2 separate regions of the Homo sapiens genome follow, and region 2 is linked to region 1. Evidence: chromatin loops called from intact Hi-C (ENCODE). Cell type or tissue: GM12878. All regions are shown on one strand. Each heading gives the region's core, and the rest is flanking DNA. Links, peaks and the distances in the headings are about the cores only.

The links. Peaks named below come from ENCODE experiments on the same cell type or tissue, not always from the same donor. Only the 100,000 strongest peaks of a DNase experiment are listed, where the experiment ranks them.
Region 2: a loop joins it to region 1, with 5 times the contacts of the local background. A loop is called at or near these places in 2 of 110 quality-filtered maps.

Annotation. Positions count from the first base shown.
Region 1 is chr13:28,424,704-28,433,049 of GRCh38, forward strand. FLT1 (fms related receptor tyrosine kinase 1) reads right to left here. Exons shown (of 30, transcript NM_002019.4): 7 at 6,433-6,607; 8 at 5,347-5,464; 9 at 3,049-3,218; 10 at 2,456-2,615. Among named protein-coding and RNA genes, the nearest start is that of FLT1, 66 kb to the right of the region's middle. RefSeq lists enhancers at 5,184-5,583, 5,603-6,262. In GM12878, for the core only: a CTCF peak has its summit at 4,560; a DNase peak (open chromatin) is centred at 5,388; H3K4me3 peaks cover 2,123 bases; H3K27ac peaks cover 2,309 bases.
Region 2 is chr13:28,632,339-28,640,684 of GRCh38, forward strand. No RefSeq gene overlaps it. Among named protein-coding and RNA genes, the nearest start is that of POMP, 23 kb to the right of the region's middle. In GM12878, for the core only: CTCF peaks have their summits at 4,567 and 5,565; DNase peaks (open chromatin) are centred at 4,583 and 5,563; H3K4me3 peaks cover 546 bases; H3K27ac peaks cover 295 bases.

The sequences.
Region 1 (8,346 bases), core at 331-8,330:
GAGCCTAAAATTTAAATGCCAGGAATTATTCTACGTATTTGAGAGTAATGTGCATATATTAGTCACCCAATCTCTTTTGATGATCATGTATAGACACCAGTATGCAAATATGTTACCATATAACTCAAAATAAGTGCAATGGAGCATTTCTTACTCATGTGTTACTAAAATTCCTGTCTACAACTGAATCTAAGTTAGTCTAAGTGTATATAAATATGTTTATATAAAGACATATTTGAGAACTTTTGGTAATTAAAGAGGGTTTCATTTATCTATAAATTTTAGCTTCATCTCTCTGAGAGGGTGAAAGAGTGGTTCTGTTTATTTTCTGGTGTACAAAGTTTCTACATATATTTCTGAAACACCTCTAAGTTAACTGTACTGATTTAACCACCAAGCACCAAATCTGGGCCTCACACAGGTAGGCTACTCAATTAGTACCTGCTGACTAATGTACATCGAGCTGTCATTCTTGTACATCAAAGATGTGTACGTTTTTGGCAGATAATTTCAAGCAGCAACGTATTAAAGAAATAAAGCATATGCAACCTTAAACTTCCATTTGTGATCAGTCTTGTAAGTAGTGAAAAAAAATGCCTTGAACAGAGAATAATTCAAATGGCCAACAAACATTTAAGGTAATGCTCTGAGTCTTGAGACCATTCTGAAAGGAATAAGACATGTTTTCAGGCCTTGGCGAACTTATTCCATCACACAGAAGAGAGATCCCTTACACCACAAAGAAATTGGAAAGAAAGCTAATGTTTACAAAGTTCCATTCGAGGTGGCCTCATTCCCCAAACCATATTTTATTAGCATCACTTAAACCCAAATTTATAAATATTATGTTCTATCACCATAATTGTTATTTTCTAACATAGTTACTAGTTCTAATCCTAGATAGAATAGAAATTTTAGATTTAATATTGCCAAAACAAAATTTAAATATATTTAGAAAAGGCTCTGTTATTCCAGAAAAATTCAACTCTACACTTTTATCCGAATCTAATAGCTTCAATTATTTAGTTTTTTTTTTATTTATTTGCATGTTAGGTTGGCACATATGTCAAGACCCTAAACGGATGGGTCGATAAATATTGATGCATACCCCAAATTTGCAAAATAGTATAGAATTTCAGTAGATCTCACTGTCTTATGTGTTAAACATTCACAGTGGTAAAGAAGATATTTAAGATTTGTAAGTCTTCTCTATTTCTATTCTTAGAAAATGACAGTCAAATGAGAAATCAGATGTGTGGAAAACAGCTACTTCCCAGGAATTCCATAGCTCACCAGTAACTTTCCACTCTGAGAGTAATACACCCTAAGCAAAACGAGTTGGAATTGTGGGAAGAATCTAGAAAATCAAATAGCCACTTCTATCTGTTTATGTTAGGATTATGCTTTGTTTACTTTTCCTGTCAATCTTTTTTTTTTTTTTTTTTTGAATAACAATCCTCCTGAACACTCTGCAAGTGGAGTTAAAAGTAATAAGGAAAATAGTTTGGCATAATGATAATCCTTGGGCAGTTTCAATAATATCTTATTGTTGCACCTATCAAGTCTATTCCTGTTCTTCAAATTAGCTCCCATAAACTATCCTTAGTATCATCCCTCTAGACTAAACAAAAAGAGGAAAAAGCAAACAAGGCTCAGTCATCAACAGGATGCAAGGAAATGCTGCACAATTAGCAGAGGGTAGGGATGTATTCATTTAGCAAATATACACTAAGTATCTACTGTGTGCCAGCCTTGGCCCAGCCTAAAGACACAAGGGTGCTCTCAATCAGCTCTTAGCTTAGAGAGAGACAAACCTTTGCGCATCGAGTGATGTAACAAGGGCGTGAACAAAGTGCTGTTCATACTGAGGGGGAAGAAGTGATTCTGAATGAGGCAGTGAGGAGAGTTCACAGAGAAGGTGACGTAAGAGCTGAGCCATGGGGTTTGATAAATAAAGCCCTCTTAGGAGGCAGGCAATGGGTGGAGGTGCATTTCAGACAGATGGAAGAGCAAAGCCCAAAAGTAGGAAACATAGTGATCACTGGTGTTGGGAAGAACTTGGATCATAACCAAAGAATACAAAATGAAAAATGGGAATGCTAATGCAACTGACATAGTGGTATTGCCAAAGTCTAGGGATCTTCAGTTGAGAAACAGGAGACCAGAGTTCCAACCTGAGCTCATGTCACAGCTCATGGGAGGACCTTAGTTTTGTGCTTGTGCTTCTAAAACTGTAAACTAGAGAGAAAAATTATGAAATTGTTAGCCAGTGATAGGGTATATTCAGTAAGAAAGAAGAGTAGCTGTTGCCCACCTTTTTCCAAGGCAGGGAGAGCCTTTGCCTCAAATATACAGTACATCCCACATGCAGATTCCCATCTGCGTCCATTAAAAAATCTTAATTCCAGGTGTCAAAAAGTATTTGAAAGTTAGTAAAAAAACTGACTGTCCCTACCTTGCTTCGGAATGATTATGGTTACAGGGGTGCCAGAACCACTTGATTGTAGGTTGAGGGATACCATATGCGGTACAAGTCAGGATTTGTCTGCTGCCCAGTGGGTAGAGAGCCGGGTCTGGAAACGATGACACGGCCTTTTCGTAAATCTGGGGTTTCACTGGAAAGGAGATGAAGAACGGGACAGAAGTCAAGAGCAGTTCTAATGACTTTCTCCTGGGCCACACATGAAGGACCACATTCTCACTGGCTTTGATGTCAGGGAAACAAACAAGAAACAAAAAAACAAATAAACCCTCCTATTTGTCAAGAAAATGCAGATTTTTAAAAGTAGTAGCAGGGTTTTGAGATTATTAATAATTTGATTCCATGGTATGTACATTGTGATTACAGTGATAAAAGATCATGCCGCCTATGGAATACAACAAACAAACACGAGATTGTTAAGATGGGAACTTAACGTTAAGTGTTTTTTCAAATGATTATTTGAAATTTTGCTATCTTTGATGTTGTTACGCTGATTTTTGAATTCATAAATGTTCACTAATTTGTTGCCTACCAGAACCAGAAGAAAGTATGAACAGCAAACTTACCATTGACAATTAGAGTGGCAGTGAGGTTTTTAAACACATTTGACTGTTTTATGCTCAGCAAGATTGTATAATTCCCTGCATCCTCTTCAGTTACGTCCTTGATAATTAACGAGTAGCCACGAGTCAAATAGCGAGCAGATTTCTCAGTCGCAGGTAACCCATCTTTTAACCTGTGGTTAAAAACATGATCAGTAAGTCATTTCACACGGCCTCTCAATATCACTTTGATAACACGGTCATTGAAGTTTTTGAGCTCAAGTTGACCAATTTCAAACCTTTGATCATCAGTGTTGATTTTTAAAATGTAGGCATTAACTTTTGAGTAAAGGCAGATATGATTTTTAGACTGGGTAACACTTCATATTTATTGGCAAGGAAGAAGAAATAAAGCGAGCGAAGATAGAAAAGCAGTAGCTTAGTGTGCCCACAGGCATACTGGTGGCCACTGTGACTTAAGTATTAACCCAGAAGCAGGGGCTCTGATTCCATCCGAGATGTTTTTCAGAGTTTTCCACGAGGCTCCATCAGCAGTATAAGGGCCATTGTAAGTCAGATCAAGTAGATCACTTCTCCAGATAAAAATAAAAATAGACTTTTCTATTGTGGTCTCATGTGGAGTTCTTATTAGTTTTATAAATGGTCACACCAGTTGTCCCTTTCATAAACTAGAGTGAAATCAAGACTATCAAGATTTTTCCTCTGAGGAAGAACAGTTAAGGCACAGAAAAAAAAAAAACAGAAAGCATAAACTTAAAGAAATTTTAAAAACGTATTAAATACTGAATCGATGCATTGATATCACTCTGTTGCACACAGAACTGAGAGTCAGAGGCTTGGGTGCTTGACCTGGCTCTGCTACTCACTGCAGGCTGCTGCAAATGTGACTAACCAGTTTGGGCTCCAATTTTCTCAAATTTTCTAGAGGTTCTCAAAGTTTCCTTATAACTCTAAAATTCTATGATTTCATTAAAATGCATGGTTCTTTAAATAGGCAGTTTTAATCCATTAGGAGTTTCTTGTGTTCTGTATAAAGGTTTAATATTGGGAACTTAGTTCATTATCATGCATGATTATAAAGTCCTACAAACAAATTCCCATTACTAGTGTGTCTCAGATCCAAAGTAATTAAAATGAGGATGCTACACTTTGTGATTACAAATATTGTCTTGGTATTACTTTAAATTATTTCCTACAACAAGTCAGCATTTTTGACGGTGGATTGAATTTTTTTTTAATGCCCTTGCTACTTAGTTACTGAAGAAATCAACACTAACAGATGAGCGTGCCCTCAGACACTGGAAGAGTGAATGTACCTCCTGGAGTCATCAGATTACTATTCAATTTACTATTAAACCTAAAAATTTACTACTAAACGTTTTTGATATTCTGAAGCAAAAAAGATCATTTTTCTACTGCAATGGCATGAAGACATAGCACAAAGTTAAAATTTTCTCTTTAATTCCCTATTAAGTATTTGAGGGAACTGCAAACAAACACTGCCCTCATATGACATTGAAAGCCAAATCAGCTCTGGTTAGGGAGATTCTAAAATGGCGCCACATCCCTATTGTATGGATTGTTTTGCTAATCAGTTTTGTACTATACCCTTTGTTTAAAATGTAATGACTTGAGCCAAAGATATTGGCATTTAACAGTAATTTTGTAAAATGATTGCAGATCATAAACAGATTACATTGTTTTACATCAGGTGTTGTACCAGTGTTTTAAAAAACAACTGCTGAAGGAGGTTTTGAATATGTATCTTTCTAGCCAAAAAAAACTTAATTAGTTCAAATAGGCCCCATCGTCCCCCTCTTCAAATGAGTAAGTCTTGTCTCTATTAATGTTTGTTTAATTTTAAAACAGGACTGGAACTTTCAACCCAGCTGTATATAAAAGAATTATTTTCAGCATTCTCATTACAAGAGCCCACTTCTTCAGGGTTAATAGAGCATGTTACATATTCAAAATGCTTCCTAGTCATTGCTCAACACATCCCATTCAAAGAATGTTGACATCATAGGAAGGTTTAGAGATGCAGAAAGTTAGCCACAGTAAGAGACTAGACTGAAGCGAGCACTCAAACAAACCTCATCTCTCGCTTACCTTGCTACATTATTTCCTTTTCCCCAGCCCTTCTCACCTCCACCACCCAAGAATCTACAGAGTTCTGAGCTCTCTGGGGCTGTCTGAGGAACGTCTCTTGGTATTTTGTCAGGAATTCGAGTCATTAGGCTCTTGCAGCTTCCCACTTACAAAGTATGTCTTAAACTGTTATGGAAATAAGGATGGTCCTACCATACAACTTCCGGCGAGGGAAATGCCTTCACTTTCATAGAGAGCCGGTAAGACCGCTTGCCAGCTACGGTTTCAAGCACCTGCTGTTTTCGATGTTTCACAGTGATGAATGCTTTATCTTTGAAAGGAGAAGTGATACATACATTAGAAAAGAATAATTTCCATAAACAAAACCTTAGGGCCTCATTCAGGGAGGGTGTAATCAATGAGTAAATAAACAGAGCTGAATTATGATAGAGCCTATCAATGAGCCCAAATGTTGATCATGAATAGGATACTTTAAAAGCACTGTAATTGGTGAACGCCTTTCAAATCAAATGGTATCACGTCCTAGCCACATAAAACAGTGGCAGAGCAACAGAAAGTGAAACACCTTAAATATCTCTATCACAATAACAAAGAAGTGGGAAGATATTTCTAAAAATCTACCTGGCCACTATAAGCAAGGTGAGAAAAAGTTGCTCTGTACACCCTAAAACAACCAATTTGATATCAAAAATCAACTGGAGAAAGACAAAAGGAAATAAAGGCTACTGATAGAATTGTTCCATAGTTTCTGCCCTCCACACTGTTTCCTTTTCAGCAATGGAAATAAGGTCTTTAAGCATTTTCTTTATAGAATTTGCATACTGAAATTAAGCAACAGCATTAGGATTCCTTGAGAGTAAAAGCAGGAATAAAATAGCATTAATTCTAAATGATTTAGCATACCATATTTTTATTTCTCTAATTCATGGTAGTACCTGAGAAATTTTTCTTAGATAATAAAGATAAAACTCATCATCTTTTTCTGTTTTGTTTATACAGAACACTAAGAATTTCATAAATATATTAGGTTCTAACCGAATTATTAGCCATAATAAGCATCTAAAGAAAGGACTCTCTGTTCAATTCAAAAGTATTAAATGTAAAGAGTACTTAATGTGGTTTGCTTTTTGACAGGGGGAGGAGGGAACCATGGCCAAGCTGTATTCATTCATGATAATGTAACTCTTGGCCAACAGAAAACTGACTTATTTAGAGAACACAGACATCTACAATGATTAGAAAGCATAGCATGAGTTGGCAACGCTGAACTATGCTTACCATATATATGCACTGAGGTGTTAACAGATTTGAATGATGGTCCACTCCTTACACGACAAGTATAAAGTCCTTTGTCTTTGTTCTGCATTTTGTCAATAGTAAGAACACTGTAGAATATGTTGGCATGGGAATTGCTTTGGTCAATTCGTCGCCTTACGGAAGCTCTCTTATTTTTCTAGAAAGAAAATGTATAACAAATGTAGAAGGAGTGAGTGTTCATGCTTAAAGTTATATAGGATTTTAACATTTCTTAGATCATTAGTTCGACAACAGCTTCTGTTTTATACTAAGAATCATGTCAAATCCACCTAGAGCGTAATGTTTGGAAACTACATCTGTGTCTAGAGGTGCTTCAAATATGTAGCATAGCAGGATTTATTTAGCACTTAATTTTCTTCAAATACACTTTCACATATACTATCTCAATTGTTTGTCCCAACAACCTAATGAGATTGGCAGGCTGACTGCCCTTTTAGTGATGAAAAAACTGAAGGAAGTGATACCCTGGCCCAAGTTGGCTAGGAACTGAAGTTGTTTGAGCATAAATCTAGTGTCCTTCCTCTGGCACACACACCTCTCTACACAGTAACCTGTTCCCTAGGCATAGATATCGCACACAAACGTGGACAATCATAAGCCTTAGTTAGTGTCTGGCTTAATGACAGTGCTTCTCTCACCAAATCACCATGTGAGTTTCCTTTTTTGTCCCTACGAGATATGAAGGAAAATATAATGAGTCTTGGCTGTACTTACTAAGGTGGAATAATGCTATAGTTTCATTATTTCACTATTTGAACAGTGCTTGCCCATGTCAGCTAAATCACAGTAAATGGATCTTTAACCAAGACTTGGAAGGTGCTGTCCCAGGTTTGTCTCAGAGAAGATCAAGAATTAGCCTTAGGCTCTGCAATCTGACCTGGCCACAATGACAGTCCTGCTCACTGTTTTGAGAAGACAAGATCACATTGCCGTCTCCTTTTTTTTTTAAGCACTATATTTTATAACTAATAAGTTATTTCCACCTCTCAATCCTTCCCCATAGTCATAGGGGGCGGAGGGGAGGAGCATGGAAAAATGTCTTTGGGAGCTGTCCAGAACTGATTTTTGGATCTTGAGCTTAGTTCTCCTCTGTGCCACGTTTAATACACTTCTACCCACCTGTCCTTTTACTTCCCCATTGGAACAGACAGACACATGTTGAGGCCATTTTCTTCATTCTCAGCAATAACCAGAGAGAAAAGTCAATTGCCACTATCAAAAGTCAGAGAACTAGTCCCCTAACGTAACAGACTGAGGGAGCTTTCTGCAGCTCTATTTATACAGGTACTACTTCCTTTGCCAAGCTGAGTAACACTGGTATTGCTTCTGACTTGGGAAAGAACTCATCCTGTGTTTTAGAATTGCTTCGCCCAGTACTGCAGCCACCAGCCACGTGTGGCTATTAAAATTAAATGAAATCAAAAATTCATTTCCTCAGTCACACTAGTCACATTTCAAGTGCTCATCTGCCATATGTGGCTAGTGGCACAGTACTGGAGCACAAATACGGGATATTTCCATCACAGAAAGTTCTGCTGGACAGTGCTGTTTTAGAAGATTATTAGCATTTAATAGATGTGTTGTAGATACTCTTACTTACAGCAGCAATGCTAGCAGGATAAAAGTTTCTTCCCTCTTGGCACTTACGGAGAATATTTGATTTCTATTAAAACCCAGAAAATATTGCTACAAGCCATAGCATTTTTATTTAAATGAAACAATACCTCTCCTAGAGAATAGTTTATGACTGATAAGTCCTTAATGTGTCCCTACAGGGCACTCGTTACACGTTTTTGTTGCTAAGTTATTCCATTTCCATGGCGAGAAATGTCGATGAAAAACAACACTAGCTTGAGGCTGATGCATTAATCTTTC
Region 2 (8,346 bases), core at 8-8,007, 210 kb after region 1:
ATAGCCTTACTCATGAGCAGCAGGAATGACCTCCTGGCTTTGGATGATCAAAATTACTAGTTGCCCCTTAAGGGCCTCATCGTTCATTCTAAACATTAGTCAAAGTCACACTACTGAAAAGGTAGCAGGTAAGAATGGTTTTTTCTTTTTTCTTTTCTTTTTTTTTTTTTTTTTGAGACAGAGTTTCGCTCTTGTTGCCCAGGCTGGAGTGCAATGGCATGATCTCGGCTCACCACAACCTCCACCACCTGGGTTCAAGCAATTATCCTGCCTCAGCCTTGCGAGCAGCTGGGACTGCAGGCGCCCACCACCATGCCTGGCTAAATTTTCTGCATTTTTAGTAGAGACAGGGTTTCACCATGTGGGCCAGGCTGGTCTCGAACTTCTGACCTCAGGTGATCCACCTGCCTTGGCCTCCCAAGTGCTGGGATTATAGGCGTGAGCCATCGCACCCGGCCTTTCCTCCTCTTTTAAGGCTAGATTGTATAGTGTTAGTTTATGTGCAAATTGCTTTCCCTCCATTTCCACTCTGTGTTGTGCACGCACACATGCATACGCCCCCCATACACCCTTCACCCTCTGCCGGGTGCCCCATATTAAACGGTGCTCCAGGACAGGTTTTCCTTCCACGTACTCAGTCCCTAGCTTCTTACTTGAAGAAACATTTCCTCAAACCTCACCCCAACCTGCTCTCAACTCTTCAAGTCACTGACTTTCGTTTCTTTAGTCTTTACCTTTGATCCTTATTTTTGGGCCTAACACACACTGTAAACTTCCAGGCTAGAAATACGGGTTCTCTTGACAGAGCATTTTTATTTTCTGTTTTAGTGATCAGCTCACCCCTCTCCCAATTCCACGGGACCTTTAGCTGTCACATACTTTGGCCTCAACTCTGAAAGCTGCATCCTCAACTGGAGCATCAGAGATTCCAGGCAAGGACTCCTTAACTCTGTTATTTTTATTTATGTATTTATTAGAGACTGGGTCGTTAGGTTCCTCACACTTGGCCTTGACCTCCTGGCCTCACGGGATCCTCCCGCCTCAGCCTCCTGAGTAGCTGGATTACAGGCACGAGCCACCACGCCCTTTTTGTTATTAGGGACACAGTCCTCCCCAGCCAGCACCACTCATAGAGTACCAGCCAGCACCACTACCGTAGAGTAAGTAGCTTGTAAACAAACAAGTAAACAAATAAACAAACAATATATATTTCATGTGTTTATATATAAATATATGTATATATTTGTATAAATATATGTGTATATATAAATACACATATTTATATATACATTTATATATACACATTTATATATACATTTATATAAATATACACATATATACATTTATATAAATATACACATATATTTATATATACATTTATATAAATATGCACATGTATTTACATATACATTTATATAAATATGCACATGTATTTACATATACATTTATATAAATACGCACATATATTTACATATACATTTATATAAATACGCACATATATTTACATATACATTATATAAATATACATACATTTATATATGCATTTATATAAATATACATACATTTATATATACATTTGTATAAATATATGTACATTTATATTTACATTTATATAAATATATACATATATTTGCATATATACATATATTTATATATACATTTATATAAATCTATACATATATTTACATATATACATTTACATATAAATACATATTTCATATATACAGTTTCACCTGAGGCCCTAGTAACCCCAGCTATAGTACTTGGAACAAAATCCCTGAGGATTTACTCGAGAACGCACCCTCAGTTCTCTTTGAGAAATCATACAGGATGACAGTTTCCAGAACACTGCTTATAGGAAAACATTCTCCCAGGTTTCAAATGGGAGAGGGCTGTATTACAGAAACTATAAACTCTTCAGCTCAACCTCTCCTGAACATGACTGTGGACGTTCAGAAAAGAAATCCAAGAAGACTGAAGAGTCAACGTGAATTCACTAAGTGCAAATCAGGCCAGGCTGACCTTGTTTCCGTTTTGGGGTGGGTTGGTAAGTTAGAGAAGCAAACCTTACCCTCAGCTCTCAATACCCTGGTGTGTAACAATTAGTGGAAAAGGAGGAAGGAAGGGTTATAACCAGTCTCCAGAAAATTATACATAATTCAACCTATATTAATCTGTTTCATCCCTTTAAAATGTAAAAGAGAAAGCTCCAAACTGAGCAATTGTTACATTCAAATACTCTTTAGAGGGCTTTGTATAGAAGAAGGATTAGATTTCAGAGGGCAGAGCCAGGATAAGTGTGTGCAAATTACAGGGAGGCAGTATTGTACCCCAAATAGGGGGAAAACTGTCTAACGCTTAGGACACTGTTTCTTAAACCTGAGTCATGTACAGACTCCCTAATAGAAAAAATTCTCGCAAATTTCCAGGGTTTACGAATTGTTTTTCTATAACAGTTCTTAGTTATGGACAAACATACAACTAGGTATAAAGTTCTTATGCTTACAGTTATACACATTTACAAATTAAGTTTGTAAACTGAATGTATAAATGTATACATTAAAGACAAGCAAAGCTACAATGTCAACAATATTTAAATAAACAACCTTCTTTTAATGGGAGAGATGATGTTTTGCTGAAGCAAAATCGTCATTCAGAGCATGAATATGGTATCGATGGCTTTTGCCTTGGGCAGTTGTAGACCGCCGTGTGAATTGTGATAACACAAACCAAACACATTTCTTTTTCTGAACCATAGAGAAATCTTCATTTATGAAGTATGCTATAAGGTTACTTTCCTTCACTAAAATTGACATCATGGTTACCTATTAGGACCAATTCTGTTCTTTTTTAATTCACTCCCAATTAAAGTGGATCTACTCTCCTAACACATAAACAAAAATGAGCACTGAAAGATACCTTCTGGTAGCCCTCAGATAAAAAGTGATTACTACATTCGCCAAAACTCATAGAAAATACAATCAGGGTGAACCCTAATGGGAAGGCTGAACTTTAGTTAATGATGTTGTATCAATTTTGGCTCACCAATTGTGACAAATGTACAACACTAATGTCAGATGCTAAAAGTAGAAGAAATTGGAAGCCAGGCATAGTAGCGTGCACCTGTAGTCCTAGTTACTCAGGAGGCTGAGGCAGGAGGATTGCTTAAGCCCAGGAATTTGAGGCTGGAGTGTGAACTGCCACTGCACTCCAGCCTAGGCAACGTGTTAAGACCTCATGTCTAAAAAGGAAAAAAAAAAGTGTGGGGGAGAGGAAATTAGGGATGGAGGGCCAGGGGGTATATGAGAATTCTCTGTGCTTTTTGTTCAATGTCTCTGTAAACCTAAAACCGCTCAGGAAAAGAAGAAGTCTACTAATTTTTAAGAAAGTGGTCACCATAAAGTTCTTATGTATTAGTTCTTTTTAGATTATTGTCCACATGAAAAGACAACTATTTCTAGATCTTGTATGAAACTCTTGTACCTCCAAGAATAATTCTATATATCTCAGGGTCTGTACCGTAGTTTTTAAAAATGCTGAAATTGAGAGTTCAAGAATGGAACGAAGTATTCTAAAAAGTCGTTAGAACTTCTTTACTCAAAGTGTTTCAGAAAATGCCTAGAAGGTCATCTTTTAGAGAAGTTCTTCTAGGGATTTTTGCTTTTGGAGAGAGGTCAGAGCACAGGATCTCTAATTCCAAGATTATATAATTCTACTTGGTGTTTTTTTTTTAAGATTTAGCTTTGAATTCATTTGCTTTTACTGCTACTTTTCACAGACTGTGCAATGGCCCAATGTCAGAACCATGAGGTGATGAAATTTGTAGCTTTCTAAGGTTTTTCTTATTCCCACAATCCTGTTCAAATAGCAACAATTTCATTTAGGCCAAACCAATTGCTAATTTTTGGTCCTGGGAAAGGATAACTAATAAACCTCACATCATTCCAGTGAACCCAGATTGCATTCCTTTCTGATGGCTTATCACATTGCACTCTGGGTTAAATGCCATAGTTATAGCTCCATTTACATATTTGGGTAATCCATTTTCTAAGTGTTCTCTTAAAGAAAACCTAGAAAACGTTTCTATTTCTTTATTCCCTTTGGAAAATATTTCCTTGCAGGAATCTAAGGCTAGAATTGAATCTGTAAAAGGACTCTTGTAATTCTATACTTTTTAAAACCACTGTTTGAATTTTGTTGAATTCACATACGTGCATTTTCGTTTAGTTTTAGCAGACAACACTGCCATGATAGGAGTTGTAACGTCATAGGCATTGAGTAGGTCAAATCTTTTGGCACTGGGTCTAAAGATTTGATTCCTCCAATTGGGGTGGTATTGCTGAACTGCGGTAGAACTGTTTTCCATTAGAAAGTAAAGAAGCTGGGTCCTCGTCATAAATGTGGGTAGCTGAGGGAGGAGTACAGTCACGTTTTCTGATTTTCAGCCTGTCTTTCTCTGCTAGGCAGCATTCGCCCCCTGTCCCATTACATCAGACCACTCACGATTCTGACCTGGAACTTCCAGAAAGAATGGCTGGCTTGGAGGCATGGCTTCTTATCACCACCCACTGTCTGCTCCAAGAACTGCAGGAGCATTTCAAAACCACCAGGGCAGGTGACTCTCCCAACCGCAGAAAGAGGAAATGTACTAGAATAGAAAGAAAGAATAAAACGGAAGAACAAATGAGCATCTGAGGAATACACCTGAAAAATGAATCACCAAGGGAAACCCGTTTCTATCTTTATTTTGATGTTTCCAAAAGGAAACCCGTATTTATAAAAGATCACAACCAAAGTTCAATAGTCTGAAATGAGATGATATTTTCAATATAAAAACAGGATCTACTCATTTTTCTCAATTCATATTAAAAACAGTTGTTTGATAGCATTCCCATGGAGACATGTAAATTTATTTATTTTTTCTAATTGTTATCCCAGTGTGCTCCTGTTTGAAAGCTATTACAAAATTAGGCCGGGCACGGTGGCTCACGCCTGTAATCCCAACACTTTGGGAGGCTAAGGCAGGAGGGTCGCTTGAGCCCAGGGGTTCAAGACCAGCCTGGGCAACATGGCAAAATCATGTCTTTACAAAAAATACAAAAAAAAAAAAAAATGAGCCGGGTGTGGAGGCACATGCCTATATTCCCAGCTACTTGGGAGGCTGAGGCGGGAGGATCACTTGAGCCTAGGAATTCAAGGTTGCAGTAAGCCATGATTGTACCACTGCACTACAGCTTGGACAACAGAGTGAGACCTTGTCTCAAAATAAATAAATAAATAAATTAATTAATTAAGCTATGACAAGGTTAGCATCAATATATTTTTGAAAATAGTAGCAGTCTGAATACAGACAAAACACGCCTCCTTGATTTGAGATTCTGCTTCTTTTTCCACTTTACTGTTAATTCCTTTTTTTTTTTTTTTTTTCATACTTTCACCAGTTTCAGGAAAGGGTGGGTTAGAGTCAGGGGCTTCCTGAAGCTTTTCAGAACAAGAATTCTAATGAAGCAGTGTGTTCAGAGGGGGGTCCCCTGAGAATCATGTTTTGGAACATACCGACCTCATGTGGTATTATCTTTGCTACACTTTGCAGTTTCGTGTGAAACTTATTTTTGGTCTTTAACAAAGCATGTCCATGTTTATCTTAAATGCTGAAAAAGTTTAATAGTTTAAAACAAAACTTTTTAAAATAATTAAATATACAATGAATGCTGAAACATAAAAGTCAGACAGAATGTTACCTTAACAAGAAAGGGCTTCCTAAAGATCAAAAGATTGCTGTTTGTTTTATTTGCTAAAGACAAATAGCAAGTACTTTCACTTTAGGGGATTCAGATTGCTATTGAAGGAGCCTAGGCATTTTTGTTGCCCCACCCCCACCTAGATAAAGGCTTCCTCTACCTCATTCATAGAGTGGGAAACTTGCTTATTGATACTAAAAACATTGACTGCGCATTTAGAAAAATGGAATGCTGACATTTGATTAAAGATAGTATAGGATTCAAGCCAATGGCATTTCTGACCATGTCTTTCAGTCTTACTTAAAATTAGAGGGGAAATAGACACTACCTTGGGTTTTGCCTTATTCTGTGTACGGGTAGTAAGTAATTAGTGCAGCACTGAGCGGGAATGAATTATACTGAGTGCCAGTGCTACCAAGTTCCACCCCCTCTCATGTTGAGTGGGATTTGTTTGTTTTAATTTTTTGTAGAGACAGGGTCTCACTATGTTGATCAGGCTAGTCTCAAACTCTTGGCCTCAAGCAGTCCCCCTGCCTTGGCCTCCCAAAGTGCTGGGATTACAGGCATGAGCCACCACACCCAGGCTTAAGCTGATTTTAATGCCACCTTTAATAAAGAAGAGAAGAAACAGGCTTTTCAAGAATAAAAGCTCTCTTTCCCTCTAAATATTTCCAGATTTGGGTTTTTTTTTTTTTTAAAGTCAGTGATATTAATTAAGTCAGTGATGGACTGCTATGTCAGAATAGGACAAGATGAAAATGTACCCTCAGTCCAATCTAATCTGCAGTGGCCTATAAGAGATGGGTTTGTATAATGGTGGTCCCTTTCTTTACGGGGCTGTTTGCATAAAGCAAAGCAACTTTGGATGATGTAATATCTGGTCATTTCCATCTACAGCTATCATATGGGCCCTATATAGTCCTGCAAAGAGAAATAACAGTTCTTGTCTTGTGCTACCTCGAAATAGCTTCAAAATGTTTGCTGTTTTTTATAAAAACTTCAACAAATATTTATTTTGCACATGGCTAGATCATGATTTCTGGTTTTTGTTTTGTTTTCACCTCATCGTTTGTGGGTTCTCTACCCAGGCAGTATAGTAAAGTTTTTAAGAGCTTGAGCTCTAGAATCAGATAAACTGACTCTCACTTACTTATGTGATCTGAGCAGATTAATGAAGCTTTGTAAGCCTAATTTGCTCATTTGCAAAATGGCAAATATTAGTAGTCCTTCACTTGAAAGGTTGTTGTGAGGATTGAACATGTGTAAGGAGCTCGGCACAGGACTCAGATAGAATCCATCAAATAATAACTTGTTATAATAAAAAAGGACATATGTCCAAGTCCTTAAATCAATTACAAGGAACCTAAAAGACTTTCTGCAGCAGTTGAGGGAAATCAAACACCACTTCTCTTTTCAACTCGCTTCCTTTCTGTTATCAGCTCATGGGATTACATGGCTGTTCTCACCAGCATGCATGTTTGTAAGCAGTCTACAGCTCATGTTGTGAGGGCAAAAGATGGAAGAAGGTCATGAAACAGAGTGACCCTCATCCATATAGAAATGACAAAATATGCATGCAGAACCTATCATTCTTTAAGACTCTAATGAAATCCGGCTAAAGGAAATTACAGTGCGTGATAAATGATATTCCATGATTTCAGGAAATCTTACCAGAAAAACCCAAAAACCTCTCATGGTTGGGTAATGCAAAGATTCTAAAATACCAGATACTCCCCAGATCCCCAGATCATGGCTTTGGATTGTATTGAACCAGCAAATTATTTTGTTTTGCTTAATTTACTTTAATGGGAGGCAGTATGGCAGAGTGGTGACATGAGGTAGCTCAATTGTTGTTGTTTTAAAAATTGTTTCATAATTTTGCTATCAATAATTGCTTGTGATTCTTGAGTAGCATTCCATAATTACATGCTCATAAGAATGGTGGGAAAGGTAGTGCATGTGTATTTGAGATAATAAAAGATTTTAAAGTATCAGAGGGCTGGAGGCAGTGGCTCATGCCTGTAATCCCAGCACTTTGGGAGGCTGAGATGGGCGAATCACTTGAGGTCAGGAGTTTGAAACCAGTCTGGCCAATATGGTGAAACCCTGTCTCTACTAAAAATACAAAAATTAGCTGGTGTGGTGGCGCATGCCTGTAGTCCCGGCTACTCGAGAGGCCGAGGCAGAAGAATGGCTTGAGCCCGGAGGTGGGGGTTGCAGTGAGCCGAGATTGCACCATTGCACTCCAGCCTGGGTGACAGAGCGAGACTCCATTTCAAAAAAAAAAAAAAAAAATCACAGTAGGAGACCACTACTTTCTAAGGGAGGAGTCAGAAAACAGGAATAGTGATTTATTTAGACTAATTCTGTTATGTCAGGCATCTAAAAGAATTTAGTTTGAAGAAAGATTTGGGTTTCTATGAGAATGTATGAAAGCTCTAATTTATTATCTATTCAATAATTTTATATATAGATTTTTATTGAACTGAAAAGATAATTTTAGAAAATCCTTCATTTCCTCCACAGCATGGTTAACATTAATATTTAGACTGAGTTTATGAGTGTTTTCCCAGCATTGATTTCATAGTTCCTTGTCAGTTCTGGA